Regions from separate parts of the Homo sapiens genome. Here region 1 is linked to region 2. A link is a loop called in an ENCODE intact Hi-C map of the cell type or tissue named here. Cell type or tissue: PC-3. All regions are shown on one strand. Each heading gives the region's core, and the rest is flanking DNA. Links, peaks and the distances in the headings are about the cores only.

The links. Hi-C counts contacts between places; a loop is a spot of excess contacts. Peaks named below come from ENCODE experiments on the same cell type or tissue, not always from the same donor. Only the 100,000 strongest peaks of a DNase experiment are listed, where the experiment ranks them.
Region 1: it touches region 2 in a loop (2.7-fold over the local background); 4 of 110 quality-filtered maps call a loop at or near these places.

What each region holds. Positions count from the first base shown.
Region 1 is chr6:110,681,232-110,684,149 of GRCh38, forward strand. All of the region lies in intron 2 of CDK19 (cyclin dependent kinase 19), which reads right to left. Among named protein-coding and RNA genes, the nearest start is that of CDK19, 130 kb to the right of the region's middle. In PC-3, for the core only: a CTCF peak has its summit at 1,294 (motif pointing right); a DNase peak (open chromatin) is centred at 1,320; H3K4me3 peaks cover 673 bases; H3K27ac peaks cover 1,514 bases.
Region 2 is chr6:110,617,566-110,620,483 of GRCh38, forward strand. The region is part of intron 12 of CDK19 (cyclin dependent kinase 19); the gene reads right to left. Among named protein-coding and RNA genes, the nearest start is that of SLC22A16, 140 kb to the left of the region's middle. In PC-3, for the core only: a CTCF peak has its summit at 1,473; no DNase peak of the experiment used is centred there; H3K27ac peaks cover 1,192 bases.

The DNA.
Region 1 (2,918 bases), core at 147-2,646, 64 kb after region 2:
GCTACTCGAGAGACTAAGGCAGGACAATCGCTTGAACCCGGGAGACAGAGGTTGCAGTGAGCCAAGATCGCACCACTGCACTTCAGCCTGGGCACCAGAGTGAGACTCTGTCTCAAAAAAACAAAAAACAAACAGAAATATGCCAAAACATTAACAATAGTTATTTCTGGGTGTGAGATTATGCATAATTTATATTTCTATTTTTTCTATTTTACAAGTTTTCTTCAATGAGCATTACTCTTATAATTTAAAAACAAATACATACACACACCAGAAGACAGAACTTTCCAGAAATCCACCTACCAAAATAAGACACTATCATACTATCTCAGCTTCTTTTTACATGGTTATCTGAGAAGGGACACAGTGAAAGGAGATGGCCATACTTGTACTTTCCCCATCTCTTGGCAAAATCAGATTTTACCAACGGACTTTAATCTCTTGTCTAACAAATGTTTGTTCAACATGACATCATACAACTACAAATACGTGTAATCATACTTAAACAGCAATTAAGTAGACCATTATTTTCCTGTGTCTCATATTATATGATAACATCTTCCATGCCAGATACTCACAGCATAGTAACATGATCCCACTGGAGCCTAATGAAGAATGTTCAATGAACATGCCAATATTTTATCTGAGCTCCTTTCAAAGCATGTAAGTAGCTATTTTTAAAGTGTCCACTTTTCACTGTCCTAAATGTAAAATAATCTACAGTTAGAATTCTAAACTTTCTCTAGATCCTGACTCAATTTAGAGAGTCTGTACTAGACTAAAAATTCCAGAATCCATTCGTATTTTTATGTATACATCTTTCTTCCCTTTTCACTTTCTGTTCTCCAAGTCTATGATGCCCTCATGGGTCCCTGACTCCTTTTTCAAGGGCATTCTGAATGGAAAGATCCTCTTATACTTCAATTACTCACTTATCTCAAAGTAAATCCAATTTTCTATTCTTTTTTGATCTCTTTTAAGTAACAGTGTGATTCATTTGACCATCAATCTTTCCCCTCAGTGAGAACAGTATCACCGACTTTATTTTAGAAAGCACTGAGTATCATTTTTTAAAATGTCTTAACACCTCTTTCCCCTTCCCAAAGAACTGAAGGTAAATGAAGTAGGGTGTTTTATGGCAAATAGGAGATTTGCCTAATTCCAAAATGTTCCAATACTCCTAAAACTGTAAATTAAGAATTAGTATTTGAAAGTTGACACTTTCACACCTACGACAGGCCTTTTGGAAGCTGCTCTTTATAAACACATGAGATTCATCATAACCTTCCAGCAGGTGGCACTCATACTCTGAAAAGGGGTCTGTACAGACTAACACAGCTCTGGTTCAAGGTGGCCCTAAATCTTCTGCTTCATTTTACTTCAGTGACACTTCCTGGTTACCAGTCATAAGCTCCAGGGAGGTCAATGTTCCCCTTTGCCACCCAGTTGAAATGACAGTGAGGCAGTAAGTAAAATGCAAAAAATATAGGTTTTAGAATCAGAGGCTGAGTTTGAATCCTGTCTTACTAGCAGCAGTTAAGACATAAGGCAAGTTGCTTAACTCTTCTGAATCTCATAGAAGAATAAGATGTCTACTTACAAACATAAACAGTTTCCACAAAGAATAAATTAATATAAATAGATTAAATACACAGCACAGTGGGCCAGGCACGGTGGCTCACACCTCTAATCCTGGCACTCTGGGAGGCCAAGGCAGGTGGATCACCTGAGGTCAGGAGTTCGAGACCAGCCTGGCCAATATGGTGAAACCCAATCTCTACTAAAAATACAAAAATTAGCCAGGCATGGTGGTGGGCGCCTGTAGTCCCAGCTACTCGGGAGGCTGAGGCAGGAGAATCACTTGAACCCAGGAGGCGGAGGTTGCAGTGAGTCAAGATGGTGCCACTGCACTCCAGCCTGGGCAACAGAGCAAGACTGTCTCCAAAAAAAAAAAAAAAAAAAAAAAGTACATAGCACGATGCTTGGAACGAATTAAGCATTTGACAAATTATAGCTTTTATTATCATTTTTAACCACCACTATTTGCAAGAATGTTATGAAGAGTAAATCGGATAATCCAGGTAGAATGCCTGGCATTGTTCTTGATAAACAGTGGCTGTTGTCATTGTTGTACTTAAGTGAAAATTTCAATGCTAACCACTCCGGTTAGCTTTGACATCAGAGATACTTAGAGAGTGAGGCTGAGTTGGAAAATGCCACAGCATTTCCTTGCCAAAGTCCATGAAACACCCACTTAGTAGTTTCTATAATAATAAAATGGCTATATGAAAGTTATTTCCTTTCCCATTTTTCAACAATCTGGTTTCATTTTCTCTCTGACTTTTAAATTCTGCATGTACTTGGTCTAAGAGAGATATCTGAAACCAAGTAAGCTTTGCGATAAATAAGAAATTCACATCTCCTTGACTATGAGAGCATACCTATTCTTTTTTAGTATAAGTATTTAATCTTTTTTTTTTTTTTTTTTGGAGACAGAGTCTCACTCTGTTGCCAGGCTGGAGTACAGTGGCGTGATCTCAGCTCACTGCAACCTCCACTTCCCGGGTTGAAGTGATTCTCCTGCCTCAGCCTCCCGAGTAGCTGGGATCACAGACACATGCCACCATGTCTAGCTCATTTTTTGTATTTTTTTTTTTTTTAGTGGAGATGGGGTTTCACCTTGGCCAGGCTAGTCTCAAATTCCTGACCTCAGGTGATCCACCTGCCTCAGCCTCCCAAAGTGCCGAGAATACAGGCATGAGCCACCATGCCCAGCCTTAATCTTTTATTAACATATCCCATGAGAAAATTGGATATACTTCTTATAAATCAAGGGCACTCTGAATATACACAATTTAAATATGAAAAATGAAACAGATACAAACTAAAACAAAGAGTTTACAAAGTAAAATCTTAAT
Region 2 (2,918 bases), core at 246-2,745:
TTGAGGTCAGGAGTTTGAGACCAGCCTGACCAACATGGCGAAACCCTGTCTTTACTTAAAAAAATAATAATAATAATAAAATTATTTATATATATATACACACACACACACACACACACACACACACACACACACACACAAATTAGCCGGGAGTGGTGATACATGCCTGTAGTCTCAGCTACTTGGGAGGCTGAGGCATGAGAATCACTTGAACCCAGGAGGTGGAGGTTGTAGTGAGCCAAGATCACGTCACCGCACTCCAGCCTGGGTGACACAGTGAGACTCTGTCTCAAAAAAAAAAAAAAAAAAAAAAAAAAAAAGACTACATGAAACACACTTTGAATTTCTGCTTAAAAACCTAGGACATCATTATATGCTCATTAACATTCTAAATCACACACTCACCAGCACCATGACAGTTCCAAGAACATCCATATTTGGCATAAAAATGGGTGGCACCACAGTTCCAAGAAATCTCCCCCTTTTTCCAGGAATTTTCATGAATATTCCACCCTTTGGTTAAAGAAACCCATAAAGATAGAAACCCAAACCAGACTGCATGACTCTCTATTCATTTATTTTTTTTCAGATGGAGTCTCACTCTGTCACCCAGGCTGGAGTGCAGTGGCGCGATCTCGGCTCACTGCACCTCTGCCTCCCAGGTTCAAGCAATTATCCTGCCTCAGCCTCCCAAGTAGTTGGGATTACAGGCTTGCACCACCACAACCAGCTAATTTTTATATTTTTAGTAGAGACGAGGTTTTGCCATGTTGGCCAGGATGGTCTTGAACTCCTGACCTCAGGTGATCCACCCGCCTCAGCCTCCCAAAGTGTTGGGATTACAGGCATGAGCCACTGTCCCCAGCCAGATTCTCTCTTGCGTATACCCACACTCCCCTTTCTTGAGTTGTGTACTTTTCCCTCTGCAATAAATCTCCATACTTTTGCTATTTTTGACTCATCCTTTAATTCCTTCTCCCGATGGTGTTAGGAGCCTGGACACAGGGTGGGGTTGAGGTCCCACCAGCATCTGGGGACCTCCCTCAGCCCACTGGTATCAAAGTTGTATGCCTTTCTGTCCTGATAAGTAAGCAACAAGGAGGAAGGGGCTCCAGGTGGGGAAAAACAATGAACAATTGTTCTGAGACACTGCTAGTCACAAACAACTGGTGGGCACAATGACCTCATTTGGCACATAGCTCCCTCCCGCAAGACCCTGTAAAACTTCCTTCCAGCCCCTGCTCTTTGCAGACAGCCCCTCCCTCTGCTATGCTGTCTGTTGCAACAACATGTTTTCATACATTCTGTAATAAATCTGCCTTTCTTTACCCAGAACTCTTAGTAAAAACCTTGACTGCCTGAGACACTGGCCCTAGCTAGTCACACCCATGACATTTTCTCCAATTAACCTGCCTTTTGTGAGTTGATTTTTCAGCGAACTTTCAGAGAGTGAAAGGAAAGTTTTTCCCTTGGCCCCTAGATGGTGTATGAGTTGCAAGTTCGGTGTAATGGGACACCTGACTGCCCCTCATGCCAGTCTCTCCAACTAAATAGCTGTATCTATTCATTTAATAGATATGTTGGAAGGTTTATTATTTTTTTCCACAGACATCAGGACTCAGCTATGAAAGGTTTATTTTTAAGTCAACAGAACAATATGGACATAGAAAAGCATTTCAAAGAATGTTTGAATTTGGGGAAAAAAAGAAATACAGTAATCTGTCTATAATTGACTACAATTGGGTGACAAAGACTCTTTCCTTTGACAAAAACTGCAGTCAGGCTGCTCTCAGGCAGTCAAGGTTTTAACCAAGATGGTTTTGGGTAAAGAAAGGCAGGTTTATTACAGAAGGTATGAAAACATGTTGTTGCCTGGGGCAGCACAGTAGAGGAGGTGTTGTCTGCAAAGAGGCTGGAGGGAAGTTTTACAGGGTCGTGTTGGAGGGAGCTCTGTGAGTCTTCTGCTTGACTAGGCCTGACCTTGGGCTTTCCTCTGTCCTTGGAGAATCCTGTTAGAGCAAGAATCTTGCTAAGTTGGCTTGGCAAAAATCCCCCACCTTTAAAAGCTTATTACCCAGGCCTCCCTTCAGCCTAATACTATGCAGTCAGTTTAGCCAGAGACCTTTTATCCTGGATGTTTCCTCTTGGTAACTTTCCATCCACTGATCCCCACCCTGCTCTTTGGCTATACCTCTCCACTTGTCATGTAGGAGTCTGAATTGAGTCCAGTCTTCCTCCCCAACTGCCAGCCCCTGTTGCAGTGGTCCCTTTATGCACTAACATGGCCCCGCCTTGAATAAAGTCTGCCTTACCAACTTTAACAAGTGTTTAGGCAAATTATTATTATTTTTTAACACAGGTTAATATAATTCAATCAGACACACAAAGATGAACCAGTATATAGTAAGCATTTGTTGCTCATATAATGGAGGGGAAACAGATTTTATAACAAAATTCAAATATGCTCATGCTACTACCCAGCTAGCAAGCTGTTTTTAGTAGATCAAACTGAAGCCTAAATTTGTTTAATTGGAACCAAGTGGAAGTATTATGTACTCTTCTGCTTGCAGGGATATTCTGAAGAGAAGTTTTTCAGAGTAGTTGTGTGGAAACACATTAGTTTGTTGAGCTATTCAAAATGTGAAGGCAGTTTATGCAGCTATTTGTTATGTCTTTCTTGTTAAAGTTTCTCTTTATTGCAGTTCCTTATCAGTGAGTTTATGGTTCCCTTGCCAGAGGTTTTGTTTTCTATTATCTCTATCCTATGCACTCATCTGCAAGAGTTCCCGGAGGGACTGTGGTTCTAAACTTAAAACAAACAAAAAAACAAACAAACAAAAAACTTAAGTTTTCCCTTCTTCCTAGATGGTTTCTTAACTTGTTACTACCTTGAAAAAAAATTTTTTTTTCAAAATTTC